Regions from separate parts of the Mus musculus genome. Here region 1 is linked to region 2. A link is a contact called in ENCODE Hi-C or POLR2A ChIA-PET data. All regions are on one chromosome and are shown on one strand. The core of a region is the stretch at or near the end of the contact, and the rest is flanking DNA. Distances in the headings are between cores, read along the strand shown. Region 1 holds the start of 5430435K18Rik (a long non-coding RNA gene). Region 2 overlaps Stard13 (StAR-related lipid transfer (START) domain containing 13).

Region 1 (4,884 bases), core at 1,002-3,501, 110 kb before region 2:
AATTTGCAAAACACATGAAACTGAAGAATAACGAAGACCAAAGTGTGGACACTTTGCCCCTTCTTAGAATTGGAAACAATCACCCATGAAAGTAGTTGCAGAGACAAAGTTTGGAGCTGAGACAAAAGGATGGACCATCTAGAGACTGCCATATCCAGGGATCCATCCCATAATTAGCCTCCAAACGATGACACCATTGCATACACTAGCAAGATTTTGCTGAAAGGACCCTGATATAGCTGTCTCTTGTGAGGCTATGCCGGGGCCTAGCAAACACATAAGTGGATGCTCACACTTATGGATGGAGCACAGGGCCCCCAATGGAGGAGCTAGAGAAAGTATCCAAGGAGCTAAAGAGATCTGCAACCCCGTAGGTGCAACAACATTATGAACTAACCAGTACCCCGGAGCTCTTGGCCCTAGCTGCATATGTATCAAAAGATGGCCTAGTCAGCCATCACTGGAAAGAGAGGCCCATTGGACATGCAAACTTTATATGCCCCAGTAGAGGGGAACGCCAGGGCCAAAAAGTGGGAATGGGTGGGTAGGGGAGTGGGGGGGGGGAAGGGTATGGGGGACTTTTGGGATAGCATTGGAAATGTAATTGAGGAAAATACATAATATAAAAATATTTTTTTAAAAAAAGGAATTATGTCCTTGAGTATAAGGAGCTTATTGTATTCCTTTTCCATTCTTGGCCCTTAGCAGAGAACATGGCACTAAATGCCAATAAATGGTGTTCAAATGAAGTGGAACCAAACCTTCCCCCAGCTCATTGTGACATCCTCTGATTACATAAACGCTGCCATAGCAGAGTTAGTTAATGTACATGCCCAGGACTAGAGTTGCTACATCATATGTGTTGTGAATCTACTTTTGGGGAGGAGGTCTTTACTGCCTTTCATAGTGACTAAACCATTTTATACTCTCACTATGCATGCATAGAATTCCAGCTTTATCACACCCTCACCAACACTTACCATCTTCTGATTTTAATAATAGTAGTTGAGTGCATGAGGCCATTATGGGTTTTACCTGAATTTTTGTAGCGATAATAATCTTAATCTTAGCAATAAGCATCTTTTTGTGTACTTGTTGGCCATTTACATCTCTCTAGATCTGTATCTCTCGACCTTCTGGCTGAGACCCTTGGGGGTAAAGCAGCTCTTTCACAGCGGTCACATATCAAATATTTATATTATGATTTATGACAGTAGCAAAATTACAGTTATAAAGCAGCAATAAAAATAATTTTGTGGTTAGAGGTCACTACAACATGAGGAACTGTATTAAAGGGGTGCAGATTTAGAAAGGTTCAGAACCACTGTTCTACATGAATGTTTATTAAATCTTTTGTTTAGGGGGATGATTTTGTTGTTGAATTGAAGGGGTTCTTCATGTGTCAGACATACTTTACAGACATTTCCTGGCACTGTGTAGGGTTCTGCATAGTTCTAATGGTAACCTTTGATAGAATAAGCAGTTTATTTTATAACTGCTAACACAGGAATTTTCTAACATAGAAATTTGCAATGCTCTTTGGACTCTCTCCACCTTTATATGATTTTATTTTAATTATGTATATGTGGATATGAGAGATGTGTGAGTGTATGCAACAGTGCCCACCAAGACCAGAAGAGGGCATAGATCTACCTGGAGCTGGAGTTGCAGGTGGTTTTGAACCACCCAATGTGGCATCTGGGAACTGAACTTGGATTCTCTGAAAGAACAGTACACAGCCCTAATTACTGAGCCAACTCTCCAGCCCAATATTTATATTTTTAATCTAATTCAAAAATAATGATGCATCGCTGTGCTTAAGCTGATGACAAAGTCTGACAAAATATAAAATAAGTTCGCTTTGAAGTTGTCAGCTATCAAGTCCAGAACTGAAGAAGTCCAAATATAACGGATCACACCCCCCGCCCCCCCCCCTCCCGCTCAAGTTTTGTCAGGGGAGACAAAGGAAACTGCAAACATGTGTACTGACAACCGCTTGCCATTGTCCTTGGGTTTTGAATCACGACTCTTCTACAAAGAGCCTTTGGATATTCCTGTTTTCCAGCAAGAAAGAGATGAAAAAAATTACTTATGGGGCAAGCATACGAACATTTCCATTGCTGAATTTAGCTAGGAGCTGTTCCATGGTCAAAAGATGAAAGAAAGCGAGTCTGAAGGAAGACTCGGGAAGGGTGTTTATAAGGATGCATGATGTACCCTGAGCGCTGGGTCCTGCTGGGTCCTGCTGGGTCCTGCTGGGTCCTGCTGGGTCCTGCTGGGTCCTGCTGGGTCCTGCTGGGTCCTGCTGGGTCCTGCTGGGACCTGCTGGTCTCTGCCGCTAGAGACATCAGTGAGCCCATAGCTGTGAGGCTTTAACAAGGAAGAGCTTGTGGGTTTTCGCAGTTTCTGAATCGTGTCGTCTGGCTATTGGATGGTCCAGGAAAGCACCAGAAGCTTGCCTTTGCAGTCTTTTTGTTTCTACCCCCTTCAGCGCTCTGACTTATTTTTAGTTCTATGGTTTTCTCCCACAAGTTACCATCAGGTCACGGAGTCATATGGGTTGTACTCTGCTGTCACGGTGTCCTCTGTACACAGAGCGTAATGGAAACTCTGATCACCCTAGATGGTGCCATTTGAAAGGATTACATTAAAACTCTGTTGAGCCATTGCCGCAGTGTCCTAACAAAGGGTCTGTTTATGCTATATATATATATATATTTTTTAACAATAGACATTCAGACAAGAGAAAGTCATTTGGAAGGCGCTTGAAATTGCCTTCCTGATGTCAATTTTATTCTGAATTGTAAAACAGTTCAAAAGAATGAGTCAAATAGAAATTTTAGTGCAAAACATTACTACTTCATGACTGTAGTTCACCAACAGAATTTCCATCGGGTTAATACAGACGGGAATTAATAATGGTTCATTCATGCACATACGTAGGCGTACTTGAAGGGTGTATGTGGGAACATTAACCACAGTCATATCTAGCTTTTTTGCCATGAGTCCCTCTTGACTCAGACTCTGACTTCTGATGAGTGATCCACTTGGAATGAACTCTTTGTGGCCTTTCAGACACACTAAACTGTCAAGTGTTCCTTCTTGTTCTTATCTAATGCTTCACGCTGCCTCACCCGACTCACCTCCAACTAAGCTGCTGCAGAATCGCTAACCTTTGTATCGCAAACTAACCTTTGTTTTGGGTCACTTATCTGATGAGTTTATAGTAAAATTAAAAAGGCACTTGGAAGAAGACAGCTTTCAATGGCACAACAGATGCTGCAGTAGAGCGGTCCCTGATCCCTGAGTTCTTACCCTTGGCTACCCCTGGAAAGCTACATAATGTCAGGTCAGCCCATCAAACTCACTATCACTCAGTGTTTTCTTCCTTTGCAATGAGAAACATGACAGAACTTGTATGGTTTCAAATATATTTTCACGGTGGAGGTCCCAATTTCAATTTAAATTTGTACATACTGATATTTTCTATTTCCAAGCTAAAAATTGAGATGTTGTAGTCGTAAAGACTTTATCTCCATTCAAATTCCAGTTAAAGCTCAAAGAAACGTAAAACAAAAGGCCCAGTCTCAGAAACAACTGCCACCTTTTATATTCAATATACAACCAATCAAAAGCTCAAGACCAACAGATGCACGCACCTTACCTTCTTTTTGAAACTTCAAATGCTCTTTTACTATTAGTGTTTAGTTTCTTTTCACATCAATAGTTCCATAAATCAAGTATGATGATGGAAGTGACATTTTGTTTCTCTTCCAAATGTTGGCATTCTCTTCACTTCAAATTTTGCAGTGAAAAAGAGCATTTGAAGTTTCAAAAAGATAAAGGATTTGCATGAAATCCTTAACAAGAGCAATCTAAAGTTAACACTTAGAACGTTGGAAATGCAGATACAAGGAGAACACTTGTTAGTTTTCCAGGAAGGGTGGAAGCATTAACAGAAGAGGAATCCAAGCAGATATGGGAAGGGAGGAGGCTTGCTTTTTCCGTAGTGCACACTCAGATATACCAGAGTTACCAGACAAGCTTTGATAGCACTGAAAAATGTCCATGATCAGGGCACTGCTGTTGCAGAAGGGAGATGGCCTGTTGGGAAGCCATCTGATAGTGGTTATCATATTTCATGACCAGTTTATCTAAACGTGGAGTGAAACTTTTGGACAGATATTTATATGAAACCATTTCTTTGGGATTATTCTCATAATGGTTTAAGATATCACATATGAAGAGATACCATGACCACAGCATCTCTTATAAAGAAAAGCATTTAATTGGGGCTGGCTTACAGTTCAGAGGTTTAGTCTATTATCATCATGGTGAGAAGCACAGTAGTATGCAAGTAGACATAGTGCTAGATAGGGGCTGAGTTCTACATCTGTTTCCTCAGACAGCAGAAGAGTGAGCTACTGGGCCTAGGTTGAGATCCTGAAACCTCAAAGCCCAACCCAGTGATAGATACATTTAACAGGACCATACCTATTCCAACAAGGTCATATCTCCTAATAGGGTCACTCCCTATGAGCCTATGGGGTCCATTTTCATTCAAACCACCACAAGGATGACACAGCAGCTGAAATTCAAATTAGGTAAAATGATGTAAGCAATTTTTCATGCTGTTTTAATTCTTGCGCTTCTCTGAAACTAAGCAAACCAACAGACATTATTTCCAGCTATTCAAACCAGAGGCATGACATTGTCATTTGAAATTCAATGGAAGAAAAAGCTTCCTACAATACTCAAATTCATTCCTACTTCCAGGAGAGTCCAAAGTGGTAAGCATAATTACTAGTACTAGATTAATTCAAAAGAGATGACTTGGTTGACAGTTAGCCGTGCCAGGTCCTGTTCCAGCCACTTTGTGACTAT
Region 2 (4,873 bases), core at 429-2,928:
AACATTGGCACTGGCAGTGAAGCCAGCCAGGGGGTGTCCTATGAGACTGTAGAACTCCTTAGGCTGTGATGTCCTCTCAGCCACTGGTACTGTGGCACCACTGGGCCTTGTCTCCCCTGTTCTTGAGTAGTGTGCTACCAATGGCTTCCCATTATTGTTCCTGTCTTTGATGGTTCTGGGGATAGGATGACCACTCAAGGGGTTTCTTGGGAAGAAAGTCTTTCCTTTAACCCTGCAGCTCATCCTCGGTATGGCTTAACCTCCTCGTATCTTTCTAAGTCAGTGTTGCAGTCTCCCCAGTAGGAAATACATGGGGTTTGGGGTTTGGTTCTTTGTTTTTGTTTGTTTTCGTGTTTTTTCCTCTTCCTTAAGTGCCCGCAGCACTGAGAGTTTGCCTGTCTTTTCCTTTTGTGGTTCTGGAACTCTTTGCCAGATTCTAGCATCACACAGCTGTAATATAAGCAGAGACAAAGCGCCACGGTATGCAGCTGGCACATCAACAACTGTACATAAGGGTACGGTCTGGGAGCAGATGAGCAGAGGCTGACCTTGGGTATCCTAATGGACAAATAAACCATTCTTGACAGGAGAGAATACAGATGAATCAACATGAGAGTAACAGGAAATAGGCTGAGATTTCAGCAAGAGGGAATACTGTGCATCAAGGAGCAACCCTTGACCAGAAGGATGTTGTAAAGTAGGGGTGGGAGAACGTGACTATAGCTTTAAAAAGATTATGAAATCTCTACTCCCAAAAGCACGGACTATCTGAGTGTCTTGGTTTAAAAATGAAGATTTTTCTGAAATAAGAGAAGGTGAAAAGAGTGATTCTGGAGGCAGAGCTTAGGCTGGTGGGGATTGCCATAGAGTCTTTCAAGCAGCTTCCCTAGATGGGCCACATCCAGGTCTCCTTTCAGTCAAGGTGAGAAGAACGTGCCCAGGCTATTCTCTGCCTACATTGAGAGGTTTGAGAAAGAGGGGTCACTCTTTGACAGCAAGATTAACTGGAAACACAGGGTGATGTCACAACAGCAGTGACTCTTCTCACCTGGGATTGATCTGGGGACACTGATGCTCACAGTCCTGTCTGAAGAGTGAAGTCTCCAGGTCTTCGGCCATCTGCTCGCAATAATGGCAGATTCACTTTCAGATCCCATGACCTCTCAGGGTGCTCTTGCAGGGGTTCTCAAGGCCTGGGGTGAGTGCTGCTTCCCTTAGAGTGCAGGCAGGGTCACCTCAACATCTGAGGCACTCACTGGGGTTCTCTCTGCCCTGATTCTGGCAGCAGACACTCTCCAAAAGAGCCTGCCACATTGTAAACCCATTAAGGCTTGACTCCCTGGGGACAACAAAGAGAACTAACTGCCTTTTGAATGTGGGCTGTGTGGAGGGGACAGCAGTGCCTTCTGGCACCGGGGCTTGTCCTCAGGGCCAGGGTAATCTGTAGGGAAAGTTACAGGCTTCTGAGGGGATATTTTCACAGGTTCTCCAAACAAAAGGCTCTTTCTTTCCACTCTGTCCGACTCTCCTGCTAATTAACTGAGCCTAGTGGAAAGCAGGCCACTTCTGCAAAGAGACTCCTGTGCACGGGGTGCTTAGGATGTTTTTGTCTTGTTTGTCCGAGGAGGCACTGAGAAGGCCCTATTTGGGGAGCTGGTAGCAAGGCTGCCTGCAGACTGTCACAGGACACCTCATTTCTTCTAGTAATTTCCCCCATATGCACAGCCCAGCAAGCTGTGCTCGCCTGGCAGACATGGTAAGCACCTCGTCTAGGTCACTCAGTCCCCTCCTGCAATTGATTGTCCTTCACCTCAGGGACCATTCAGTCCATGTCTTCTTGGCACTCCTGGGCTGTAGCTCACTGACCTCTGTTTACTGCCCTGTTGTCGCTATTTAAGAAGTCCCTTTCCAGACCATCTGTCTTAGATTGCTATTCTGTTTACTTTCCCGCAGGCCCAGGGCCCTGTCTCTTGTATGTCTTTTGAATTCAAAATGCACTGGAGGACCGGGAAGCTCATTAGGCAAGCAATTTCTATTCCAGCGTCTGCTTAGGCAAAGTTTGCCAGAGCCTGCCAGCCTTCTGGAATTGTGGCTGAACCTTTCGAAACTTAGCTTTTAACACTGCCTTTTTTTTTTCTTCCCTTGTTTTGTAATGTTTATAACTAAGTACTATGCAGTTTGGAAAGAGTACTGAATCTTGTTTGTTTTATTCCTGTGTATGACCTTGACCATGAGGAGACATGTAAATTTGATCTGACTCTTATCAGTATTGACTCAAGATTTCTCATTTGTTTCTGTTTAGGCCGGTTTGGTTATGAGACTCGGGGTTGGGGGGGAAGCTCTTCACAGGCCTCTAGTGGACATGCAGCAGAACTGTTGAAATCTCACATTCAAATGCATTGGACCTTGGTGTGGAATTAGGCAATCGCAGAAATAACATTCTTTGTTGGTATTTCAATTAAGGATAAGTCATTGCATTTGTGTTAAAGGCAAAGGGAAGAAGAGTGACCGGAATCAAATTCGTGTTTGCCTTTGGCAGATCACTACCTAGTGGTCAACTTCTGCCGGCTCTATATTTATTTTGGCTTTTATTTGTGTGCCTATGGGTTTTGGGGCCTTCGTGCCACAGAGTGTAGCATGTGAAGGGCAGAGGGTAGCTTGCAGGAGTCCGAACTCTCCTCCTCCCTGTTCATCTCATGTGGGTTCTGAAAGAATAAAAAGGGAAAGGAATGTGCCTGATTCCAGTGAGGCATGGTGGAGGAGATGGTTCATTGTTGACATGGAAGAAGGTGGGAACATCTGGGAGGGTCCAAAGTAGACATAACCCTGAGCCATTCGAGGAGAGGGGGGAAGGGAAGAGAGAGAGGAGAGAGAGGGGAACCAGCAGCCAGGAGGCCCAAAGGTACAAAAAGAGACTAGGTAACCAAAATGGTTAGATTATATAGCGAAGGGAAGCTGGAGGAAGGGCAGCCCAGCCCAATGGGCTGGAGAATTCAGGGCAGGGGATGGAGCACACCAGCCAGCCAGGATGGCCCCTTATCTGGGAGAACCTGGAAGCCTCTCCTTTGATATGTTAAGTAGGCCCCTCTGCCATTTGTCTAGGGTTTGAAACCTAACAGTTTCCAGTCCTGGAAACAAATGCCTCTTCCCTCTGAGCCTTCACCTTCTCCTCATGCAGTTATAACTTTACCAAATACTTTCGCTAGAGCAGCCATACAGAACAATAAAGAGTCTTATTTCATCAAAGCAATTTAATTGTAACATCACCTTATCATTTCAAGTCAACTGCATTGTGAATTCATTTTGCCCAAGGTTGGTGAGGTCTTTGAAATACCTGCTATTTTAATAGATTCGTAGTCTGAATGCTTCACCTGAACTAAGCAAAAAAAAAAAAAAAAAAAAAAAAAAAATCACAAGTCCTTGTCAAGAAATATGTGAAGAATCATTATGCAGAGAGAACCCCACCCTTCCCCGACGCCTGAATCCCACTCCCCACCCCCACCCCCCACCCCACATACAGTGATTTTCCATGAGGGCTCCCTTGCCTCTTCATGCTTCTGTGCCTCGCTTTTATGTTTCCTTTGCTTGAGTAACTCCACCCTTGCACCACTTAACCCACCCAGCAAAATCCTTCATATCCTTACCCATCCAAATCAAATGTTCTTTTTTCTTTCTTTTTTTTTTCTTTTTTCCTTCTCTCTCTCTCTCTCTCTCTCTCTCTCTCTCTCTCTCTGGCAATTCTAACACACACACAGAGTAGTGGATTCTGCACCACTGCTGCCTATTCACTGTATGATAAAGTTAGTTTATAAAGAGCCTGTTTCTTTCTGAGGATGGGTCTTGGACTTCATGTGGCCCATTAGGCTATATTCTGACAAGTGATGATGTTTGCAATGTCCTCTGTACCCGGGCATTTAGTGAAGGTTTCTTTGAAGTTGACTGCTATCCCATGGGGTGCTTATCCTTGGTAAACGGTCAGGGTAAGGTGTTGCATCTCATCTTTTTCACGTCTGTGTGTCTGTGTGTCTGTGCATGCGCTCAGGTATCCTTGGAGGCCAGAAGAGGGCATGGGGTCTCTTGGAACTGAAGTTAAAAGCAGTTGTCCGGTGGGCACTGGAAACTGAACTCAGGTCCTCTGGAAGAGCATCGTTTGAAAGAAAATGCCCAAGTCTTCAGGGAAAGCAGCCAGTGCTCTTAAACTCTGTACCTTCTCTGTAGCCCACACATCTCATGTTCAGGGTGGAAGTCCACCTACAGCATCCTCACTTCCTCTGCTTGCCTCCTTCCTCCATGGCTACTTCAAACTTAAAATGAGATTAAAGGCTCACGTTAACTGTTTGATGGTGGTTGTGATTGATTGAAAGCTTATCTGAAACTTAAAATGAAGTGTTCTTCCTTAGCATCAGGCAAGAATAAGATGTCAAGCAACTCTGCTGTTGATAAAGTTGTTTGAATAATGGAATGCTGGCATCCCATATGCATCAGAAGCCATCCTCTCTTTTATTTATTTCAATTGTATGTGTCTGTATGTTTACCTGCATGGAAGCCTGTGTACCGTGTGTGTGTGTGTGTGTGTGTGTGTGTGTGTGTGTGTGTGTGTGGGCGGGCGCGCGCGTGCGTGTGCCTAGTATCTGGGGAGCCCAGAAGAAGGTGTCAGATCTCTTAGAACTAGAATTAAAGATGGTTGTGAGCTACCATATGGATGCTGGGAACTGAACCCAGGTCCTCTGTAAGAGCAGCCAGTGCTCTTAACCACACAGACATCTCACCAGCCCTTTAATGTCTTTTCTCATAGCTCTGATGGCTGGAAGACTGATCTGGGCAGTCAGCATGGTGTAATTCTGGCAAGGGTCTCACAGCCAGTTAACCCACT

Evidence for each region. Hi-C counts contacts between places; a loop is a spot of excess contacts on that map. ChIA-PET counts read pairs that join two places held with the same protein, here RNA polymerase II (POLR2A).
Region 1: POLR2A ChIA-PET joins it to region 2 with 12 read pairs in Patski. The contact joins the promoter of 5430435K18Rik here to the enhancer-like site in region 2. A Hi-C loop is called at or near these places in 1 of 37 maps with a recorded cell type or tissue (Patski). POLR2A ChIA-PET finds 5 or more read pairs at or near these places in 1 of 5 experiments (Patski).

The regions. Positions count from the first base shown.
Region 1 is chr5:151,249,990-151,254,873 of GRCm38, reverse strand. 5430435K18Rik (a long non-coding RNA gene) reads right to left here and starts at 2,251. Exons shown (of 2, transcript XR_868755.2): 1 at 2,218-2,251. It also overlaps a transcript of Stard13 not described here.
Region 2 is chr5:151,139,921-151,144,793 of GRCm38, reverse strand. All of the region lies in intron 1 of Stard13 (StAR-related lipid transfer (START) domain containing 13), which reads left to right. Among named protein-coding and RNA genes, the nearest start is that of Stard13, 48 kb to the left of the region's middle. Within about 2 kb of position 1,678, at least 1 of the 3 ENCODE cell types and tissues checked has a DNase peak (open chromatin) inside an H3K27ac peak, as active enhancers do.